2 separate regions of the Homo sapiens genome follow, and region 2 is linked to region 1. Evidence: read pairs that join two places in POLR2A ChIA-PET (ENCODE). Cell type or tissue: PC-9. All regions are shown on one strand. Each heading gives the region's core, and the rest is flanking DNA. Links, peaks and the distances in the headings are about the cores only.

Evidence for each region. ChIA-PET counts read pairs that join two places held together with the same protein. Peaks named below come from ENCODE experiments on the same cell type or tissue, not always from the same donor. Only the 100,000 strongest peaks of a DNase experiment are listed, where the experiment ranks them.
Region 2: POLR2A ChIA-PET joins it to region 1 with 9 read pairs; 2 of 35 experiments call an interaction of 5 or more read pairs at or near these places.

The regions. Positions count from the first base shown.
Region 1 is chr3:182,813,341-182,825,878 of GRCh38, reverse strand. It overlaps ATP11B (ATPase phospholipid transporting 11B (putative)), which reads right to left. Exons shown (of 30, transcript NM_014616.3): 2 at 5,503-5,619. Among named protein-coding and RNA genes, the nearest start is that of ATP11B, 26 kb to the right of the region's middle. In PC-9, for the core only: no CTCF peak of the experiment used is centred there; no DNase peak of the experiment used is centred there.
Region 2 is chr3:182,880,021-182,892,558 of GRCh38, reverse strand. ATP11B (ATPase phospholipid transporting 11B (putative)) reads right to left here. Exons shown (of 30, transcript NM_014616.3): 21 at 11,578-11,680; 22 at 7,661-7,806; 23 at 6,549-6,608; 24 at 4,846-4,973; 25 at 3,011-3,149. Among named protein-coding and RNA genes, the nearest start is that of ATP11B, 93 kb to the right of the region's middle. In PC-9, for the core only: no CTCF peak of the experiment used is centred there; a DNase peak (open chromatin) is centred at 5,878; H3K27ac peaks cover 697 bases.

The DNA.
Region 1 (12,538 bases), core at 3,682-6,181:
GCCCAGGCTGGAGTGCAGTGGCGCAATCTTGGCCCACTGCAACCTCCGCCTCCTGAGTTCAAGCGATTCTCATGTCTCAGACTCCTGAGTAGCTGGGACTACTTGCATGCACCACCACACCTGGCTAATTTTTCTGTATTTTTTTTTTTTTTTTTTGAGACAGAGTCTCACTCAGTCACCCAGGCTGGAGTGCAGTGGCTCGATCTCTGTTCACTACAAGCTCCGCCTCCTGGGTTCATGCCATTCTCCTGCCTCAGCCTCCCAAGTAGCTGGGACTACAGGCAACCGCCACCACACCTGGCTAATTTTTTTGTATTTTTTTAGTAGAGACGGGGTTTCACCCTGTTGGCCAGGCTGTTCTCAAACTCCTGGCCTCAAGTGATCCGCCCACCTTGGCCTCCCAAAGTACTAGGATTACAGGTGTGTGCCACTACACATGGCCAAAGAAAGTTTAAATTTAAGATAATGTAGTTACTATGGCCAGTTAAAGACATACCACACAACCACAACATGCAAGACACTTCCACAATAAGAGAAACAGAAATAAGATGTTTAATATTAAGTAGAGGAGATTAAGAACAAAACATTAATAGCTGTATTCAAAGGTAAAGTGTATGAAAAAAATTTAACAAGACAGTCATATTTGACATGTGCTTTAAAAGAAGAACATTCAACAGGCTGAAAATCCAGGGCAAATAAGGGAGAACATTTCAGGAAGCTAGGACAGCATGAGCAAAGGGACAGGAGAAAAGCTCATCATGGCTTTGTGAGATAGAAAACAATGCAGTCTGGAAGGAGACCAAGAGAATAACAGGGGAGTGAAAGGTAGTAAAATGAAAGTAATGAGAAGCAGGCTTCATTTATGCTCAGGAAAAAAGTGACAGTATCTGTATAAATATTTACATTCTTGAAATTATGGTCAAAGATATGAATTCTACCTTTCTACAAAAACATAAAATCTACAATGTCCACAAATACATAAAATTTACATTTTAAAAATTGTGGCTAACAACATGAAATCAAAGCAAAGGCACAGTGGTAGGAAAGTTCAACATGAGTTTGTGGAATAACAGGTAATCTGTTTTGGAAGGAGTTTATGAAAGCAATAGTGGCGTAATAGGTAGTAATGAGACAGTCCTCATTTACCGTAAACATTTAAAAAGGCAATACTTCTTTAAACATCCACATTTTAAAAAATATGGTCAAAAACATTAAACCAAATACTTCTGTGTACAGAGACAGTCATTTAAAGATACTTATTTAATCCCAAAAGCTTTCTAGGAGGACACTCAGTTTCCACTATTGACAAAGAGGTGGTCCTGTGGACTCCCAGCAGATAAGAATTATAAAGATTACATTTTAAAAACTATGTCAAATACTGGAAAATGTCCAAAATATAGATGGAAACGGGAAGAGAGTTTAATTTCAAAAAATTGCAAATGGAAGAAGTATAAATTGTGAATTTTTGGCTTCTTAGCTTGGAGACAGTATCCACCTACCACACACAACAATGGCTGCAAAACAGCTGGGGAAAACTACAGCCTCATCAACAACATGTAACCAAGATTAGAGTTCAGGGCTGGAAAAGCAGCTGGAAATGTAAAGGGAAAATACTGATTGTCAGAGAACCACACAAAGAAAATGGCTTATATTCAAAACATTAACTACACAATTCCAGGCTGACAGCTAAACTATGCACTAGAAAGGAATGAATTACTGATACTAATACTTGCAACAACAAAAATGAACCCCAAAAGCATTATGTTACGAAAAAAGAAGTCAGGCACAAAAGACTTGTGTTGTATTATATGAAATTCTAGAAAAGAAAAAACTATAGTTACAGAAAGCAGATCAGTGGTTGCTAGTGCCTGGGGGGTGAGGAGGAGGGGGACCTGCTGCAAAAGACCATGAAAGATTTTTTTTGAAGCAATGGATATATTCCACATCTTGATTATGGCGGTGGTCAGATTTGTCAAAACTCATCAAACTGCACACTTAAAACTGATAAATTTTACTGTATGTAAATTATACCCCAAGTTAAAAAAAAAACCTAAAGTTTTCAAGAGCTTTTATTTCTTGCATAATTTCTTAAGAACTGTGTCACTACAAACAAATGGATGAACATTCCATGGCCATGGATAGGAAGAATCAACATCGTGAAAATGGCCATACTGCCCAAGGTAATTTATACATTTAATGCCATCCCCATCAAGCTACCAATGACTTTCTTCACAGAACTGGAAAAAACTACTTTAAAGTTCATATGGAACCAAAAAAGAGCCCGCATTGCCAAGACAATCCTAAGCCAAAAGAACAAAGCTGAAGACATCACGCTACCTGACTTCAAACTATACTACAAGGCTACAGTAACCAAAACAGCATGGTACTGGTACCAAAACAGATATATAGACCAATGGAACAGAACAGAGCCCTCAGAAATAATACCACACATCTACAACCATCTGATCTTTGACAAACCTGACAAAAACAAGAAATGGGGAAAGGAGTCCCTATTTAATAAATGGTGCTGGGAAAACCGGCTAGCCATATGTAGAAAGCTGAAACTGGATCCCTTTCTTACACCTTATACAAAAATTAATTCAAGATGGATTAAAGACTTAAATGTCAGACCTAAAACCATAAAAACCCTAGAAGAAAACCTAGGCAATCCCATTCAGGACACAGGCATGGGCAAGGACTTCATGTCTAAAACACCAAAAGCAATGGCAACAAAAGCCAAAATTGACAAATGGGATCTAATTCAACTAAAGAGCTTCTGCACAGCAAAAGAAACTGCCATCAGAGTGAACAGGCAACCTACAGAATGGGAGAAAATTTTTACAATCTACCCATCTGACAAAGGGCTAATATCCAGAATCTACAAAGAACTTAAACAAATTTACAAGAAAAAATCAATCCCATCAAAACATGGGCAAAGGATATCAACAGACACTTCTCCAAAGAAGACATTTATGCAGCCAAAATACACATGAAAAAATGCTCATCATCACTGGCCATCAGAGAAATGCAAATCAAAACCACAATGAGATATCATCTCACACCAGTTAGAATGGCGATCATTAAAAAGTCAGGAAACAACAGGTGCTGGAGAGGATGTGGAGAAATAGGAACACTTTTACACTGTTGGTGGGACTGTAAACTAGTTCAACGATTGTGGAAGACAGTGTGGTGATTCCTCAAGCATCTAGAACTAGAAATACCATTTGACCCAGCCATCCCATTACTGGGTATATATCCGAAGGATTATAAATCATGCTAATATAAAGACACATGCACACGTGTATTTACTGCAGAACTATTCACAATAGTAAAGACTTGGAACCAATCCAAATGTCCAACAATGATAGACTGGATTAAGAAAATGTGGCACATATACACCATGGAATACTATGCAGCCATAAAAAAGGATGAGTTCATGTCCTTTGCAGGGACACGGATGAAGCTGGAAACCATCATTCTGAGCAAACTATTGCAAGGACAGAAAACCAAACACCGCATGTTCTCACTCATAGGTGGGAACAGAACAATGAGAACACTTGGACACAAGATGGGGAATATCACACACTGGGGCCTCTCGTGGGGTAGGGGCAGGGGGAGGGATAGCATTAGGAGATATACCTAATGTAAATGACGAGTTAATGGGTGAAGCACACCAATATGGCACATGTATACATATGTAACAAACCTGCACGCTGTGCACATGTACCCTAGAACTTAAAGTATAATAATAATTTAAAAAAAAAAAAAAGAACTGTGTCACTAATCTAAAGCTCATCCATTATCCTGGATTCTGACATCTCCTCTTCCTACTTTCTGCTTTAGAACCATCATCCAAAACGAGAGATGGCACTAAGGGTATGTTATACACATAAAGAATGTGAAGGCAGCAACATGGGGCAGGGCAAAGAACTGCTGACCTAAGACAACATCCTTGGGAAAGACGAGGTTAGGATTAGAGAAAAGATGTTAGTTGCTTTAGAAGAGAGGGAAGGAGCAATGCAAAGATGCTTCTTAAGGTGCCCTTTCAGGCAATAGTTATGATATAAGGAAAACTTTACCCTCAGTCTCTTTGACTCATATCCTCTATAACTGTACCGTCCAAGCCACTAGTCACATGTAGCTACTGACATTTAAATAAAAATTAAATTAAACTTCAGTTTCTGAGTGCACTAGCCATATTTCAAGGCCTTGATAACCTTGTATAATTTATTGGCCATCATATGGGACAATTCCATCATGACAGAAAAGTCTACTGCAAAGTACTATTCTACAGTCTTTAGCTTCAGAATAACCTAAGACAACTTAAAAATGCCACAGGAAAAAATGAAACAAGGAAGAATATATAAGAGTGAAGCTGTACTTTGGCACCATAAAATGTGTACAAATGAGTGATAAAATTGGAGGAAGCAGACTTTAAAGCAACACAGAACTGAGTTTAAATTCCAATCTATGGCCGGGTGCAGTGGCTCATACCTGTAATCCCAGCACTTTGGGAGGCCGAGGTGGGTGGATCATGAGGTCTGGAGTTCAAGACCAGCCTGGCCAAGGTGGTGAAATCCCATCTCCACTAATCATACAAAAATTAGCTGGGCATGGTAGCAGGTACCTGTAATCCCAGCTACTTGGGAGGCTGAGGCAGAGAATGGCTTGAACCCGAGAGGCAGAGGTTGCAATGGGCCAAGATTGCACCACTGCATTCCAGCCTGGGTGACACAGCGAGACTCTGTCTCAAAAAAACAAGCAAACAAAAAAAACCCCAAAAATCCAATCTAGCCATTTACTAGTGAGCAACCTTGGGAAAATTATTCCATTTCCTAGGACTTCAATTGAGGAAACTGATTTAAAATCAGTATAACACTGCTTTGTAAAATAGATTTCATAAAAGCTATCTCATAGGGTTGTTGTAAGGATTAAATGATATGAGAAGTACTTAATATAGTTTCTGGTACATAGCATAAATATTAGTTCCTTAGTTTACTAGCAACTAAAGATAATTTTTTGGCATGTGGGCTACTGATATCAGCAATTAGCCACTCCTTGTATTCTACAGTTAACCATTTTGGTTAAGATAAATCGACCACCGTTTTCTTGAATTTGTAAGGATATAAATAAATACACACACACACATATAATCACTTTTAAAAATAAAATGATCCATATCTACAGTTTTAATAATAATTTTTTTTTTTGAGACATGGTCTCACTCTGTTGCCCAGGTTGGAGTGCAGTGGCACAATCACAGCTCACTGCACCCTCGACTTCCCAGGCTGAAGCCAGCCTCCAGAGTAGCTGTCAGTAGAGGTGTGCCACCACACCTGGCTAATTTTTTGATTTTTTGCAGAGACAAGGTCTCATTATGTTGCCCACACTGGTCGCAAACTCCTGGGCTTAACCGATCCTCTCGCCTTGGCCTCCCAAAGTGCTGGGATGATGGGTATGAGCCACTGCACCTGGCCTAACAATAAAAATTTTAATTCTTACCTTAGATGAAATGATCCTGTTATCTATAAATTTCTGAGGTGTGTAAAGGCCATTCTGAGGAAACCTGTTGGCTACGTAGATGGTTCTTGTGTCACTCTGATGTGGTGGGTCAAAACCCTAAGACCAATCAAGCAAGAGAAAAAGAAATACTAGTCAACCAGGTTAGTTATGATACTTTACTGTTAGCTTTATTTAGCTGGTCAGATTACATATATTACTATTGCCCTTAAAATGCATATAGACTCAATCCATCTAATTAGAAGAGCTATGCCACCTATTTTTTTTCTTTCACAGGTAAACAGGTACATTATCTCCAGATAGAAACTTTACTATTTTTTTTTCTTTCACAGGTAAACAGGTACATTATCTCCAGATAGAAACTTAACTAGGTAATGCCTTTAGTAATGAAAAACAGTTCATTCTCTGTCAGAAATACTACTATATTGAAAAAAAATCATATGGGAGACCTATAGAAGTATTTGAGGACAAATTTTCTATCCCTACTGCATTCCTTCCCTTTCATTTCTATGGATGGATTTCTACTCAGTGATGTGGAAGTCCTGTGTAGCTACAGCCTAATAAGCACCTACCACATCTGATGGCAAAGGTTTATATTTATTTTACTTTTTCCATCCCCAGACTGACTTGGTTGCAAAGAGCTTTGTTCCCAGATGACTTACAGTGCATTAGGTAGGGTCTTGCCCAGACTCATTCCACACAATCACTTATTTGAGCCATTATAGTATCAATTGACTTACTGAAATAGAGATATGAATATGCTGTAATTCCTGGCCTTTGGGAACTCATATCCTGACCTCAGATTGAGAAGACCATCTGTCAAGGCATATTAGTAATCACCTCTGGTAGAAAAGATTTCACGGGTAACAAGAACACTGAAACTTTATTCTTAGAGGACTGTATTTCCACTTCCACAGTTGCAAGTGAACCTTCAAGACACTTTAACATTCGGCATATTGTCTAGGGTTTTGAAATATTAGAAAAAAGACGCCGGGCGCGCTGGCTTATGCCTGTAATCCTAGCACTTTGGGAGGCTGAGGCGGGCGGATCACGAGCTCAGGAGATCGAGACCATCCTGGCCAACATGGTGAAACCCCGTCTCTACTAAAAAATACAAAAAAAATTAGCCGGGCGTGGTGGCGGGCGCCTGTAGTCCCAGCTACTCTGAGCAGGAGAATGGCGGGAACCCGGGAGGCGGAGCTTGCAGTGAGCCGAAATCGCGCCACTGCACTCCAGCCTGGGACACGGGGAGAGACTCCGTCTCAAAAAAAAAAAAAAAGAAATATTAGAAAAAAGAAAAAAAGACTCTTTTGGCAGATCTTGGGAACCCACTGATGGGCTGAAAGCAATATCCAAATGAAAGACTTTCTTTCTTTGGTTCTAACAGGAAAACGATTCAAAATTCCTTAGGTTTTTTTCTTTTTTTCTTTTTTTTTTTTTTTACATAGTGGTCATGGGCTATTTACTAGTACTACTAAGCAGTTATTAAAAGGTCAATAAAACTTGGGTATTCATAAGCTATGATGATCCATTTTTAGATATTAGTAAACGCTCTAATTTAGTAACCTACTACGTAAGTAATTTGGCTACCATTCAACACTTAGCATCCTTGTAGCATTTCCATTAAGCACAGACATACACAGATAGTGTGAGATCCCATGTAACTTAGAGGGATATTTTGCTTAGTCCATTGGAATATTAAGTGTTATGTACGGTATTCAACTGTTATTATTCTTGGTTTTAAACTTTTATTCTGTGATCTCAGAAACAGCTAGTACAGGACTGTACAAATGCATTTGTATGCATCATAACAAACATGTTTATTTGTTCAGACTATTTAAAGTCCTAAGATTTTTCTACCCTGCTTTTGCAACATTTTGCAATAGTGATGAACACACTTTGTAGATGTGAATGTAGCATTATGTGTCTGATTTCAAAAATCAGTCTCTTTAAGGAAAAAATATGGTGGCATAAATATTTATTTTCCTCATAAAGTGTCTTTAAAATTTTTCACAATTTGGTAAACAGATGAATAAGTGAACAAATGAATGAACAAATAGTTTCAAGGCTACTCCTTTAGTCTAGGGCTGTATTTCTCAAAAGAGGTTCACAGGAAGTTTACCTATAAACAGGTATCTGGAGCATTAGACTGCAGGAAGCATATTTATTCAGCATCCACTCCACAAACATGTTAACATCTCCCCCCAAACACTAGCTCCTGCCTCTTAATATGCTTTCTGCCATCTTTCTCTCCAGCATCACTCTGCTTTCAGCTCAACTCAACAGATTCAGATGGACACCTTTTTAAGAGCCCGTTAAAACAGATAAAATATTACTAATATGTTACTACTTCTCTTTAACACTAATTTAAACACTGATTTATAGCTTCTGGGATAAAGTTTTTTTAAAAAAGAAAGTAAATTTCAGGGCCTCAAACAGTACGTAAATCTTTAAGATGTCAAGACAACTGAGACTGAGAACCACTTAAAGAAAAGTTTAATTTTTTGCTAAATTCTCACAAGACCAGAATTTATGTACATCTAAAGTTAAGAAACAAAAAAAAAAGGACCCAAAATAACAGCAAGATAACTACAGCAACACCTCAGTTATGACTAGAATTTATATTAACATATAAATGCACATACTTTACATGAAGCAAATGCTCATCATTTCCCATTTATCTCTACTGGATGATAAGAACCAATGACCACATACTAAAATTTTGGAACTCCTGAGGGTTCTATAATTATTTCAAAGGGATATATTAAAACGTTCCCCCTGGCTGGGGGCGGTGGCTCATGGCTGTAATCCCAGCACTTCGGGAGGCCGAGGCAGGCAGATCACGAGGTCAGGAGATCGAGACTGTCCTGGCCAACATGGTGAAACTCCGTCTCTACTAAAAATTAAAAAATTAGCTGGGTGTGGTGGCACACACCTGTAGTCCCAGCTATTTGGGAGGCTGTGGCAGGGGAACTGCTTGAACCCGGGAGGTGGAGGTTGCAGTGAGCTGAGATCGTGCCACTGCACTCCAGCCTGGCAACACAGCAAGACTCTGTCTCAAAAACAAACAAACAAAAAAAAAAACGGTCCCCCCAAAATACATTATAAATTAAACTGAATTTTAAAAATCCTATAGAGCAATTCTATATTCCAATTAAAAATAAGATGACAAATTTAAAAGGAGAATGATGACAAACTTTTCCATATTCCCAATGATGATATAATATCTACCTATGCATTCTGAGGCTTTTTATTAATTCACATAATCTCATTCAATCATATTATAGTCAATGGCCTGCATTTGTGGGCACGTACGTGTGTTATTTTCTTTCATATGCAAAATAGGTAAATTTAATATATGTGTCTATAGTATAAGTACAGCCAAATGTCCCTTACGGAAATTAAACTTATAACTTCAGTTCATTAGTATTTAATATTAACTTTGCTGCAACAAATTAAACTAGCCACAATCTAAATAAAAATAAAAGAACAAAACTATCCAAAAATGAAGAAAGTGACTTAGAGCAGGATCCATAAATGGGCTTTAGTTCTGTGAATCCCTGAAATTGTGTGCAAATTTGCATATATGTGCATTTTTCTGATAAGCGTATACATAGGTTTCATGAGCTTTGCATGATGAAAAGAAGCTTAAAAGTACTTAACTTAAAATCTTGCTTTGTAATTAGTTCTGTAGCTTGAAATTCTATATTTAAAACTACCTCAAGAGAATCTTTATGTTTCAGTAACACCTTTATCTTCTTTAACAGGAGTCAAAACAAACTATTAACAAAATTATTTGTGTAACTACACGTTTAGTATGAAGTTCAAGCATAGTTTCACACTATTTCTAGTAAGCATTATCAGCAATTCTATGACACTGGAAAGGAAATATAATCTGAACTCTCTAATTACTAGGTCAAGGCTACATGGCAAGGTTCAGAAACCTTTGGCACATAATACATTTTCTCTTGTTATCCCAGGCTACTCATTCACACCCTCAACCCCTTAATGCTTGCCTGCTCCTTTCTTCTCTGATTTTATCTTGTCCTGGGCAAAGGACCTGAGATAGATCAATGCTATTCCAGCCACCCTGGCTTTATGTTAATGTCTACTAAAAAGTAGAGTTTAGGTATTGTAGGCACACAAATTTAAACTATTTGAAAGCTATCATATTCTTAAAAATTATGAAATTCAAAATCCCTTTTTTTTTCTTACTGGACTTGTGAGCATATGTTAAAGCCATAGGTACTCAAAAAAAAAAGTGGGTGAATATTTAAAGGGGAAAAAGTCTCATGATGGCAGACAGGGGAAGTACTGTTAATACACAAGACAGGATTGATTTGAACGGGACTCCTCTTGTAACCAAACTGAATGAGACCTGGAGAAATCAAATCAGCAAACAGCTATATCAATTTTAGCAGGAGGTCTCTGGCATAAAACAATACTTAGGAATGAATCTCAACATTTTCAATTTCAGGCCAAGTATATTAGCCTCTGCATTATCTTAAAATCCCAAAGATTTTATAAGCATTACAAGTAAAAGAGCTAAGAAGAGACTAAAACTATAGTTATGAATAATTTAATTAGTCATACTTCTTTAATATAACTAAGAAAACATCATCCTTAGAGTTCACAGCGCCTTCTAGCATTCCTACATATGATCTATTTGCTCTATGACAGAAAGAAAAAGCATCAAAACAAACAAAAGACCTCAAAACAACAAAAACAAAAAGCAGCTTCAGGGTCAAAACTGTATTAGGTTATTAAAATAAATGAACAGAATTTTATTTAGATCACATTCATGACAGAAAGTGATTTTTGCTGGCTATATGTTTCAAAGTATACAGGCACATGAAAATGCCTAGGGAAAAAAAATACCAATGCTTCTGGGGAGGAATTATTTAACGTCTTTTACTGAAACCTACAAAGTTAATTGTGAATTACTATTTCCTAGACATAAACTTTCAATAAATTATACCTATTCAGTAAAATATACCTATATAAAGGTACCATCAGGGCAAGATAATGTGACACTGTTAACAGACCAGACTAAGGTGATAGAGAAAAATTTAAAACACCCACAATGTAAACAGTTATAATTTACCTCAGCTTTTTGCTTTGTATTACATAACTTTCACTTCAGGATTTAAGTTAGTTTGCCATCTATCAGACCAGTCCGGTCTTCCAAGAACCCTGGCTTAGTGCAGGGGTGAGTTGGGACTGGATTTTTTCAAGCTGTAGGATATAAAATCTAGAGTAATCTTAGCGAAAGATAACTCAAAAATTCTCAAATCATTTGCCAAAGTTTTACTAAAGGTAGCTCATCTCTGGCTCCAGGAAAAGCCTACTCATCCTTCATTTTTCAGCTTAAGAGCTTCCTTCTCAGTGGAGCTTTAGCTGATGCCCCTCATTCCCCAGAGACAAAGGAAGGCATGTGTTATGTACTACTCCCACCAAACCTTTTATACGGTTCCAGTATAGATTTCATTACACTGAATTCTAATTGCTTGTCTCTGTATCTATCTCCCCCTCCAGACTATAAGATTCTTTTGAGATCAGGTCTTGCTCGGTCACCCAGGCTTGAGTGCAGTGGTGTATTCACGGCTCACTGCACTCTTGACTTCCCAGGCTCAAGCGATCCTCTCATTTCAGCCTCTGAGTAGCTGGGACTACAGATGCACACCACCATGCCCAGCTAACTTTTAAAATTTTTTGTAGATATGGGGTCTCACTGTGTTGCCCAGGCTGGTCCCAACCTCCTGGGCTCAAGCAATCCTCCTTCCTCAATCTCCCAAAGTGCTGGGATTACAGCTGTGAGCCACTGTGCTCTGCTCAGATTGTAAAATTCTTAAGGGCAGCATGTGCTTAGATGTCTGACACAAATTAATTCTTTAAAGAATATTTACTCAATGGATTAAATTCTCTAGTTTTCACATTCTGAGTTTCAAATTCTCTAGTTTCACATTCTGAATTTGGCTTTAAAATATCACTAAAGGCTGGGCACAGTGGCTCACGCCTGTAATCTCAGCACTTTGGGAGGCCGAGGTGGACAAATCACCTGAGGTCAGGAGTTCGAGACCAGCCTGGCTAAAATGGTAAAACCCCATCTTTACTAAAAATACAAAAAATTAGCCGGGTGTGGTGGTGCGTGCCTGTAATCCCACCTACTTGTGAGGCTGAGGCAGGAGAATCACTTAAACCTGGGACGCAGAGGTTGCAAGTGAGCCAAGATTGCACCATTGTACTTCAGCCTGGGTGACAAGAGCAAAACTCGTCTCAAAATAAATAAATGAATAAATAAATAAATATAAAATATCACTAAAAATAAATGTCAGTCAGGCGTGGTGGCTCACACATGTAATCCCACCACTTTGGGAGGCCAAGGCAGGTGGATCACTTAGGCCAGGAGTTCAAGAACAGCCTGGGCAACATGGGAAAACTCTGTCTCTACAAAAATAGAAAAATTAGCCGGATGGGGTAGCATGTGTCTATAGTTCCAGCTACTCGGGAGGCTGACGCAGGAGGGTCACTTGGGTCCAGGAGGTCAAGGTTGCAATGAGCCACAATAATGCCACTGCACTCCAGCCTGGGCAACAGAGTAAGACCCTGCCTCAAAAAAATAAAAAATAAAAATAATAAAAAACAAATGTCTACCAAACTGAATTTAACTTTTATGTTATTTAATTTGGAAATGGAAAAAATTTTAAAGCGGTTCTGTAGAGTGAAATATACCATTACTAGTATAAGAGGGGCTAGCAGGAAACTTTTTATTCTGGTGTTCCTAGATATGTCTTATTTTTATCAAGGCTATTTATTACAGTTTTACAGTTGGTGGGGATCCATTCCTGAAGGTCAAACAAATCAACTTCCATTAGGGGAATACAAATCAAAACCACAAGGAGATAACACTTCACATCCATTAACAAAGTTATTACAAAAACAAAACAAAACAAAACAAAACACCCCACAAAACAGAAAATAAGTATTGGCAAAAATGTGGAGAAACTGGAACCCTTGT
Region 2 (12,538 bases), core at 4,781-7,280, 66 kb before region 1:
TTTCCCTGAATTGTTCTACCCTTAAACCCAAACTATTACAAGTCTTCCTCCTGCTCCTCTCCCAGGATCACTTGGTTTGCAATGACTTCATCTTTGCCTCCAGTCACTCCTCTCAGCACTTCCCTCTAGTAACTTTTTCTGCTCTAGGCCCTCAATTGTTTACTGATAACTTGGGCATGCAATAACAATATTTAGAAAACAGGAAGCATTCAACAAACTCAGTGCTAAGCAATGAGACGCGGCCTAGACAGATGTCTAAAAGGATTTTTAGCACAGGGACACATAAGAGGGAGCTGGACCAACAGGAAAGGCGTCTGTGGGCTCAACTGCGAAGAATAGGTGGTGGTGAGGGAATCTTGGGGAAAGGGAAGCATGAGCATTCTAGAGAGGGAACATAAGCAATGTTTTAGAATTAGAGATTAGCATGGCACATTCTGAGAGCCAGCAAGGTGATTTTCACAGTTAAGAGAGAGTTTCTGGGAGAATTAGACCGGGTGGGATTGAGTAGGACATGATCTTCCAATATAATGACTTAATAGTAAAAATAACAATGAACACTGCTAAGACGTAGTGAATACTTCTATATGCTAGCCACTATGCTTAATGCTCTACAAATAATATGTCATTTAATCCTCACATCAAACCTATAAGGTGGGGATTATGTGCCTTTTCACAGGTGAGAAAACTGAGTCTGAGAGAGGTTAACTCATCCCAAATCACTCAAACGATGACTACAGATGCCAGGGTATGAATCCAATTCTGATTCTAACATGTGCTGCTTTGCTACTATACCTAGTATTGGAGGTAGGGAGTGGCAGATTAATTTCAATAGACAGTAAAGAGAAAAAAGCTTTTATACTAATGGCCAATAACAATTTATCCTTCAAGGTTTTATCTTCTGTATAAAGAATGTTCAAGATTTTATTTTAAAAAGTTACTAAAAATTAGAAACAAATCCTCAAATTAAGGGAATACTTACATTATGACAATGTAATAGAGTATTACGTAATCATGAAAAATGTTCTTGAAGCATTTTTAATAACATACAAAATCACTTAGGCTACAATGTTAAGAAATAAGGGGATACAAATTATGAGGTTAATGAAAATAGCAAAAAAGAATTGAAACAAGTATGTAAAAATAATAAAAGTAATAATATCTGGGTAGAGGGCCACCATGTGATTTATTTTCTTTATACTTTTTCCTACTAACTTCAAACTTATCACAATGGGCACATATTACTTTTAAAAATTAAAAAAAGTAGTGACTAGCAATACAAGATCTTTAACATCCTTTTCATCCAATGATGAAGATCCAAATTTCCTTCTTCTTAACTCTCCTCCCCTCTTAATTCTGTCCGGTTTTCACCCCACTATTTCAGGTGGAAGTGAGCATACTCACTCATATGTCTATATATTTGGTGGCACTTGCACTGATGGTAAGACTGTGCAGAAGGGCACCAGGCTAACAGCTGTTTCTCAGAAGAATTGAGAATCATGACTAAGCATGTAGGTTTTTTTTATTATACTTTAAATTCTAGGGTACATGTGCACAACGTGCAGGTTTGTTACATATGTATACATGTGCCATGTTGGTGTGCTGCACCCATTAACTCATCATTTACATTAGGTATATCTCCTAAAGGCATGTAGGTTTTAAAGTCAGATAGATCTGAGTCTGAATTCTATTACTGTAATTTGCTTACTGTGTGAACTTAGGCAAGTTTCTTAACCTCTCTGAGGTTAATTTTCTAACATGCGAAAATTAATAATGATATTTTTCTCATACAGAGTTATGATTTAATGAGCAAATGCATGTAATGTACCAGGCATAGAGAAACAAACTCAACAAAAGGTAGTTATTATTTGGGAAGTGCTGTAACCTTTATGCTACAAGATTCATATTTTCATCCACATCAGTCTAAATATGTCCTCAAAAGTGAAGTGGCAATTATATTTATGTCCCTACTCTATAAGGTAAAGGGATTTTGCAAGGTTAAGGCCTCTACATTTGAAACCCATTTCCTTTATTACACCGGTGTATTTTGTTATTAGTTTACTTGCTCATTTTCTGTATCCTTTTCAAGATTCTAAGCTCCATGACCAAGTTACTTACCAGAGCCTAGTATAGTACTTGGGAATAGCTGGCCTTCAATAAAGATCTGTTGAGCAGATAAAACTTTATATTCTTCCAATTGCAAATTTGTATGTCTGTATCTCCAAACATATTTTGCAATACTTAAGTGATGGGAATGGAAAAGGGAAACTAAGAGTGACAACCATTTCCAGTCCACCAGAGTCCCTACCACTGCTGTCATTTCTTTCCTTCCTAACCCATTTAGTTAAGCCCCGAAAGAGAGGTCTAGCTCTGCCAAGAGTCTCTCAACATGAGCACTCCAATCAGAACACAGTGTAACAGTGTACTGTTTAAAATGCACTCTTTCCTAATTTCATGCTTCGGAAAAGTGGCCAAATTAAACAGTAAGTTATGACATCTATTTAGAATTGTGAGTGTGCAATGAAGAATGTGGTAGCATTTCCTAGGCAAACAACAATGCAATTAAAAGCAAACAAACACTAAGTCCTCATTTGCCATCTGAAAAATGGGAGTAATAATACCTCTCTAATAAGATTATTGGGAGGACTAATGGAGATGGGGCATATTAAAGTACTTAGCACAAAAGTAAGTACCAGATAAATGGCAGCTATCAATAAAACACAATACTAAGGTGAAGAGCATGCAGGGGCAATAACATATCCCCTGTGTGAGCTAATTTTTGAATAGCAAAACTGTCTAGTAACTTGAGTTTCATTTCGAGATTACACTGTATTGCCTGTCAATTTTCACTTGTATGAAACTTTATTATTTAACCACAAAATTTAAACCTTTTTATATTTGCATTTTAATACTTGAAGTTCTGTAATTTAAATTAAATTTTACTTTATGACAAAAGCTATAAAAAACCCATAAAATATTAACAAGCATTCTTTAAAAAAACTATATACTTTACCTGGCCATTTCCAAGCAGAGATGTATCTTTCCCTATTAGTAAATAGGATCCAAAAAAGAAAATAAAGGCATGACTGAAGCCCAGGATGGTCCAATAAAGAAATGTTTTAATACTTAAGAGGCGGTTTTTACTAATGTCTCTGTTAAAAAGAAGAGAAAAAGAAACATATTAGGGATCATTTATTATTTGCCCACTAAACAATTAATATAATATGATAATTAAAAAACAAGATAGATTTTTAATTTAAAATTGCTTGAAAATATTAGCACAAAGAATAAATAAATCCAAATTTATAAACCACTGCTTATAATATCATACATCTGTTTAATAGCTTATAGTTCACATACTACATTCAAACATATTTCTTCATTTGATAAAGAAATAGGAAGACTGGGTGCGATGGCTTAAGCCTGTAATCCCAGCACTTTGGGAGGCCAAGGTGGGCGGATCACAAGGTTAAGAGATCAAGACCATCCTGGCCAACATGGTGAAATCCTGTCTCTACTAAAAATATAAAAATTAGCTGGGCATGTTGGCACGCGCCTGTAGTCTCAGCTACTTGGGAGGCTGAGGCAGGAGACTCACTTTAACCCAGGAGGCAGAGGTTGCAGTGAGCTAAGATCACGCCACTGCACTCAGCCTAACGACAGACTGAGACTCTCTCTCAAAAGGAAAAAAAAAAAAAAAAAAGAAATATGATAGGCTGGGCATGGTGGCTCATGCCTGTAATCCCAACACTTTGGGAGGCCAATGCAGGAGGATCACCTGAGACTAGGAGTTTGAAGCCAGCCAGGGCAACATGGCAAAACCTTGTCTCTACTAAAATAAATAAATAAATAAATAAATAAAAAGTTTAAAAAATTAGTGAGGCATGGTGGTGTGTGCCTGTAATCCCAGTTACTCCAGATGTTAAGACGGGAAGATTGCTTGAACCTGGGAGATTGAGGCTGCAGTGAGCTACGATCTTGCTACTGCACTCCAGCCTGGGTGACAGAGCAAGATCCTGTCTCAAAAAAGAAAAAAAGAAATATGACATAGGCATAATACTTCACTTTAATTTTGAAAAGTTGATTTATCTGTTATTATATTCTTCTGTTAACATTCAGTCACTCTGCCATAATGGTCTCTTTTTAGTGAGGTTATCTGAGTTAGGTTCAGCACTGATGCTCCTAACTTCCCTTCTAATAATAGCTATTATGGGAAGAACAATCTATGCCAATCTTAGGTCAAGCCCTGTCCTAGATAACCTGAGGAATTGAAGTAAATTAATCCAAATTTAGATAATGAGATGACTCTATAAGTGGTACTTCAATAGCTATCTCTATAAGAGCTTATGGTGAATACCATAGCTGGTCCTGAGGAACAGGTCCCAATCACATCTCTGTGATTACTTGGTTCTGGGGAAGCAGGAATAAAGCAGAGAATCTGGGGTGGGAATTAATGTCCTCACCTCTGGATTTTGCACTAATTATTACTCATAAATTTCGCTAATAGTAGAAAAAAACTTTTAGGAATTCTAGAGACTACCAATTATGAATAACTTCTTTTGTGCACACGAAATAGAATATTACTGGTTTGCGAGAGTAAGTGCAAATTACACAACTGCCCAGTGCATTCCCAGGATGAAAGTGCTCATTCTTAAAAAAACACCGGAAAAATTATTCCAATTTTCTCTTTGAAAGAAACCTTTTTTTCTCTGATATTCAACAACTGTAAATCATACGACAACTAAAGAACTTTCCTTAGTAAAGCATTAATCACCAAGACATAAATAAATCTGCTTATTTTTTACTTAAAAAAACTGATAAGGCCATTTAATACCAGAAAATACTTACCGATAAAGGGTGGGCTTATTTTGTAACACATGAGGGTCTACATGCTGTTCCAAAAGACTATATATCAGAATAGGTAGGGAAGTAAAACAAATATTGTATAAAGTCAGGTACACGCTGTCATACAATGTCTAGAAAGAGAAATTGGTAGGAATGTTGAGTTTCTGAATTATGCATTACTATTATGCATATGACAACTATGCATATTAAAAACAAAATTAAAGTTTTAAAAATTTATACTGAAATCCATTTTAGTAACTCCAATTAAATAATTCTAATTTGTTTTTAATACTGACATAAACATATAATGTTCCTAGGTTGATATTCTTTGTGAGAACTGGAATATTTTGCTATATCAGGTGCTTCTGGAATTATCGTGAGTTAGATCAACATTTCAAGGTTCTCCACAATTTGATCACTGTGAAGTAATTTTACATAATTCTCCTCCATGTATTCCAGGCATCTTACTACTCCTTCCACATGCAACACATACAGTTTACCTTTCATGGCTTTGTCTCCCTGTCTACACACTACACTTCCTTTAAGGCACTGAACAAGACTATCTTCTTCCATGAAACTCTGCACAATGGCTTAAGTCCTTAACGATATCTTGCTCCTCTAAACAGTCACAGGTACCACTGTTGGTACTAATCACTTAGCACTTTGCCTATGCTTTACATATTGTTTTTATTGTTATTAATACTGCCTCCCAAATTACACTATAAACTCTCCAGAAAACCTAATCAAAATAGGTCAGTTTTCCTTGTCGTATTGTCTTAGCATATTCTTTAGTTCATTTAGGTAAACAAACTTTTATCGGTAATCAATGCCCAAGCAAATATTTGGAATTTAGAGTTACAGGTTGTAAACAGGATAAAACAGCAATTAAGAATAGGAAAAACTCATGAAAAAGTTAAGATAATTAAGCTCTTGTTTTTTCAATAAATTAGAACTAGTGTCTTGATCAATTTGAGATGTATAGTATGGTATGTAAAAAGGGTGCCTGCCACATTAGTCAGAAGCAGTAGGTCAAAGTTATGGTTTAGTCATTAAGTTAGCAAGGCAAGTTACTTAATTTATGTGGATTTCATTTTTCTTTTCTAGAAATTAAAACAAAGTAGATCAGGACTGGTAAATATGTGACATGCATGCAAACAAAGACCCACCTTGTGCCCATTACAACTATTGCTAACAAATTACATTTTCCCTCTGAGCCTGCAGCTTTAGAAACCTTTTCAATATACTCTAGGTGCCCCATCAATTATTTAAAGGTAGCTTCTGAGATAAAACCTATATGCCATCCCTGGACTAAATCACTACTGCTCCTTCCAAACCTAAGACATTTCGAATCAAAAATAAAAATGAGGTGAACCTCCAAGTTATCTGGCCTGGCTTGATTTGGATTTTACAGAAATATCACAAATAAGTTATCAAAATTCTCTCATAAGCTGTTAAGGGTTATTATCTATTTTTAAAAGCATCCAGAATTACATTTTGGTATTAACACTCACCTCAAACTGAAAACCAGAATAAATAAATATTCTGAATGTCATGCTGGTTAAATATACTAAACAGAAAAGTTCTGTCTGGTTCCCTGCAGGACTAAGAAAAATGAAAAAAGTCCCTTCAAACGTCTATCAAAATCTGAACATACATACGTTACTCTAAAAGGACAAAACACAAAACACAAGTTTCTATTTACTTACTTGCTGAGAAAACAAACAGTAGAACTGATATAAAAACTGGGGTGTGATAAAGCACACATTCTGAAAAACAAGATTAAATGGAAAATAATTAAAATATTTAGGTTTCAAAGACAAAATAAAAAATAAAAAAAATGGCTGTTAAAGTGTCCAAAAACAATCTCAGTTGGTATGGTAAGTAAAGGATAAGGACTTGTCCATATATAACAGGAATGCAGGATTCCCATTTTATCAAAAAATGTCTAAAAACATTCTAAGCAACAGTGCAGACATCAGAATGAAAAAACCCTTGACTCCTCTCACTGCCAAGCAACACTATAATTTTGAATTTACAACCTTCAAACTATTACTCAATACTTTTCATATATAGTACAATAAGTAAGATTTACTCAAACTTTAGGGCTATATCTTTACAACACAAAAATGTTTAAAACACACAATAAATCAAACTATCGAAACTTCTTTCCATCTCAATATACTCATATTACAAGTAAAAGCTAGAAAAATAAGTTAGAAAAAAACTGCCATCATCTTATAGCAATATGCAATCTACTTGTGTTCTATCACTGGATTGTAGTTATCAATTATAGAAATATATGCAACATAGTACACTCTGGTGTTATTAAATGTATTGGTAACAGGGGCTCTTAATGTGGGTTCTGCAAACTCCCACCTTGTACCAAAGGACCCAAAGATAGGACAATATTTCAACATAATTTGTTTCTTTGTAACCCTATGTATTTCATTTTATGCATATAAAAGCTCCATATTGAGGAGCTCACACATTTCACTAGACTACTAAAAGGTCATTCATGGCATAAAAAGGCTAAGAACTCTACTTAAAACCATTATATTGGTGTTAAAACTTATTGCTGGTTCAGGACAAAATAACTTTAAAGATATCAAATGTACTATGTTCTAATTTGCATGGAACCCCTGGGCCCCAGGCAACCACTGATTTGCTTTCTGTCAGTATAGAATAGATTTATGACAAAATACTGTTATTTTTACTTATTGAAACTATTTTAAAGAGAAATGTATAAGGTTATAACATTCCTTAAATTGAAACTTCATATTACTATATCAATAATTGATTCTAAATACATGAAACTCACCTTATAAAAAAAATACTGTACAAGGGTAGCTATTCTAATATAATAAAAATGACCATGAACAAAAAGCAATTTGGAGAGGAACTTAAATCTGGCTATTGCATAGTCACTGTTTCTTGCAGCCTGTCTTCCTTCTTTACCCATGATTCCTATAATAAAAGGGACAAAAGACATGTTCACTGATAACTGTAATTTTCATGATAAATCTGCAAATATCTTAATTATTTATAATAGTTGAACATGCACTTAGGAACATTAAATCCTAATATACAGCAGATAGCAGATGTCCAAAAGGTTGTTCTACTTAAATATGTAATTAATATAAGGCTACGATATTTATCAGACACATAACACCAATTTCCAAAGAATTAGAATATAAAAAGATAAAATACAATATAAAAAATAATATTGAAAGTTAAGGATTTAGCAGGAACATCAATTATTACACTAATAAGCACAAGTACTGGGTAACAGACTTCTGATGGACAGAATGCTATAAAATACTTAACTTCACTATTTTCACTGAATATAAAAAATATTCAAATTGAGTCATTTGAGTTTAGCAAAATGAGTCATTTGTTTGCTTAACACTTCCATGAATAAGTCAAAGTGCACTTTTTAAAAGGAAAATATGAATTTAAAATAAATAAATTTTTAAAAATAAGCAATATCATTTGAAATCAGTGCAACATTTCCTCTGATAAATATGAATACTTTTTTAATGGTTACAATAATCCTTAAGGTTTCAAAAGAGAAGAAGAGTCATTGCCAAGTTTTTATTTTCAATCTAGAAGCAACTTAAAAAAATTATTTTTCAAAACTAAAACTTTGTCATAAAAGGATGAAAGTGTTCCAAAATGTATAAGCGATGAAAAAAACCTGTATTCATAATCCCTAGAGAAAACTGCTGTTTTTAGTCTGCATTCTTTTTTTTTTTTTTTTTTTTTGAGACGGAGTCTCGCTCTGTCGCCCAGGCTGGAGTGCAGTGGCGGGATCTCGGCTCACTGCAAGCTCCGCCTCCCAGGTTCACGCCATTCTCCTGCCTCAGCCTCCCAAGTAGCTGGGACTACAGGCGCCCGCCACTACGCCCGGCTAATTTTTTGTATTTTTAGTAGAGACGGGGTTTCACCGTTTTAGCCGGGATGGTCTCGATCTCCTGACCTCGTGATCCGCCCGCCTCGGCCTCCCAAAGTGCTGGGATTACAGGCGTGAGCCACCGCGCCCGGCCTAGTCTGCATTCTTTTAGAAATTTTCTTTCTGCTTATTTCATGTCTGTGTGTGTAAGTATTTCATACATACAAAAACACGTATAAAAATGTGGCTCAGGCTGGGCACGGTGGCTCAGGCTGGGTGTGGTGGCTCACGCCTGTAGTCCTAGCACTTTGGGAGGCCAAGGCAGGTGGATTACCTGAGGTCAGGAGTTCGAGACAAGCCTGGCCAAAATGGTGAAAACCCATCTCTACTAAAAATACAAAAATTAGTTGGGCATGGTGGTGGGTGCCTGTAATCCCAGCTACTTGGGAGGCTGAGGTAGGAGAATCGCTTGAACCCAGGAGACGGAGGTTGCCGTGAGCCGAGATTGAGCCATTGCACTCCAGCCTGGCAAACAAGAGTGAAGCTCTATATCAAAAAAAAAAAAAGGATTGTTTTACAACTTGCTTTTGTTGCTTAACAGATTATGGACACTGCTTCAAATGTATACTTGTAATGTACATCTTTATCAACATGCTCAATTTTTTTTACTAGAAGAAATTCCTGCATTCATAATTGCAATGTCAATAGGCATACTTTAAAATTTTGTTTGGAGTAATAATGCAGGGTATACCAATTTATGCTCCTACTAACATTGTATAAGATCATTTGTTAATCTATACATTTACCAACTCCAGGTTTATCAGTGTTTATAATGGATGCCAATCTGACAGGCAATTTTAACTTCCATTCCTTGGAATGTTAGAGAGACTAAACATTTTTTTCATACATTTAGTATTCTTTTTAGATTTCTCCTTTCATAACAATCGATTGCTCACATCCTTCCATATTATTTCTACTGGAACGTTTTTCTTATTCTCATTAATTTGTTAATACTTTGTATACCAGGATTATTACAACTTTGTCATCTATTTTACAAATATTCTTTACTAGTTTGTCCTTTGTTTTTAAAATTTGTTTTGGGAGCTTTTACCTCTGCATGATCTTTTCCCTATAATTAACTATAGTTCCTTGCTTTGGTGTTGTCCTCAAAAGATTCTTCCATACCGCAAATAACAGAATTATTCATTAAATTTTCTTCTATTACTTTTTAGGGTCTTTATAAGTTACTTAAATCCTAATCCATCTTGAATTTGTTTTGTTACAAATAATAGAAAGAGACTCAACTTCTCTTTTTTTTTTCAAATCACTAACCAGTTTTATCCATTTTTTTTCTACTAAATAATTTGTTTTCCTACTTATTTGAAATATCTCCTTTGTTATATTCTAAATTTCCAGATGCTTGAATGTATTCTAGTCACTGGTCTGCCTGTTATCATTACAGAATTAAACTGTTTTAAATACTGTAATTTTTTTTATAGCCTTAAATGTATGGTATAGGAAGTTATCATCAAATTGCTATGAAAATTTATGGAAAATAACGGTATACAAACTAGAAGGAGAATTAAGTTTTCAAAATGAAGAATTAATTATCTGAAAGAGGAAGGAGTTGATCTAAGAGGCACACAGAAAATATCAGACCTGATAACTTCCCATCCAGCACATTATAGAGACTATTCCAGAACAGGAATTAGCTTAACTCTCAAATTTTATCCTTCCATAAAAAATCCTATGCCCACACTTTTCATTTTGCTCTGTATTTATACAATAAGAGTATATGGCTAAAAAGGAAAGGATTAATAAATTCAATATAATGAAATGACATTAGCAGTCTGAATCTAATAAAAGTTTTAGGCAAAAATAGAAAAGAATAAGGATAAAGGTTATTAAAATGAGAAAACTACTTGAGATGTTGTGTTTATCGCAGTTTAGTACAATTTCCTGTCTTTATAATGATCTTTAAAATGCGCTGTAGGATCTTTAGATGCACAAATACACTGAGTAACGGTAAGATTCTAAAACAAGAACCAGCAGTGCAACTATGTAAATCACAAATTTAGAATTTAAAAAGGATAAAATAACATGTGAAAGTACTTTAAAAGGTACAAAATGACATGTAAAAATAAAGCTACTTTTATTATGAAAAATAATCGGCAAAGATAAAATTCACTAATGTGGTATTTATTTCCTTTAAAATCTGAAACTAAAATTTGGAATGAAAATATATTAAATAGTGGGCTTAATTATAGGAAGTTTCTTTTTTTTTTTTTGAGACAGAGTCTTGCTGTCGCCCAGGCTGGAGTGCAGTGGCGCGATCGTGGCTCACTGCAACCTCTGTCTCCCGGGTTCAAGCAATTCTCCTGCCTCAGCCTCGGCTCACTGCAACCTCTGCCTCCTGGGTTCAAGCAATTCTCCTGCCTCAGCCTCGGCTCACTGCAACCTCTGCCTCCCGGGTTCAAGCAATTCTCCTGCCTCAGCCTCCTGAGTAGCTGGGATTACAGGCACGTGCCACCACGCCTGGCTAATTTTTGTATTTTTAGTAGAGACGGGGTTTCACCACGTTGGTCAGGTTGGTCTCGAACTTCTGACCTCGTGATCTGCCTGCCTCAACCCCCCAAAGTGCTGGGATTACAGGCGTGAGCCACCACGCCCGGCCTAATTATAGTAAGTTTCTGATGGGGCACACTGTGCTATATTATTACCATGTTGCAATTTTCATTCACAAATTTGATACTGTACTTTAATCTACAAAAAGAAAATTAAAAACCACCAAATAATACCACCAACTTTAAAAGTTCAGGAAAAACTTTTCAGGAAGAATCAATCACCTATGCCAACATGGGCTTCTTGTATCATGCTTACGTCATTAGCACCATCACCAACAGCCAATGTTATAGGTTTCTCAGGTGATATTTTTATTAGTCTTATTACCTGAAAGACATAATGAATTGGTTATTTATGACGCAAGTTCAATTTTCTTGCATTCATATAGTCATTTATCTGAAATGACTATAGTAAGAACACTAATGAAAGAAATATTTAATTTTTTATTAGACAATAATATGCAGGTTCATTTTTTTGAGGGTATCTCCATTAAGATTTTAGAGATGTCTTTCAGAAATGTTATAATAAAACAGAGAATTATCTTTGGATTTTATGATGAGAAACAAGAATCTTTTAAATATAGCTTAAATATTTAGAAGGTTTAATAGTAATTGTGTAAAAAATGACTACTTAATTGAACTGTTAGGCAAAATTTTTTCTTAAGAAATTATTTTTTCATTTGATATGAAAGAAATAATTGTTTCCTCTTGTAGTAAAATTTTAAGACTTTAAAAAAATCAATCAAGATTAAATTCAATGAACTCAAAAGAAATATTTCTTTGGAATTCTTGAATGTACTTTTATAAAGAACCTGGGTATTTGCTCTGTTTGGTCTCCAGTTTTAGTCTCCATAGACTGGGGTACATGAATTGTCATAGTATCAGTACTGTAACAAAATTCCAGGAAGCCCAAAAACTTAGACGTTTAATTTATTAGACCTATATGGGAAATAATCAGTATTTAGATGTGCACTGCAAAGGATATTTGTGAAAAACAGTCTAAGATCTCAAATTCCAAATTTAGAATTATAAAAAATGTTTATATAGGCTTTCACTTGAATCACATAGGTAGCTGAAATTTAAATATTTCCTATATATAAGCTTTACAAGTTAATTGGCTTTTCAACTTTTTATACTAAAGCTCTATTTATCACTTTATAGCTAAAAGTAACAAAGAATTATCACT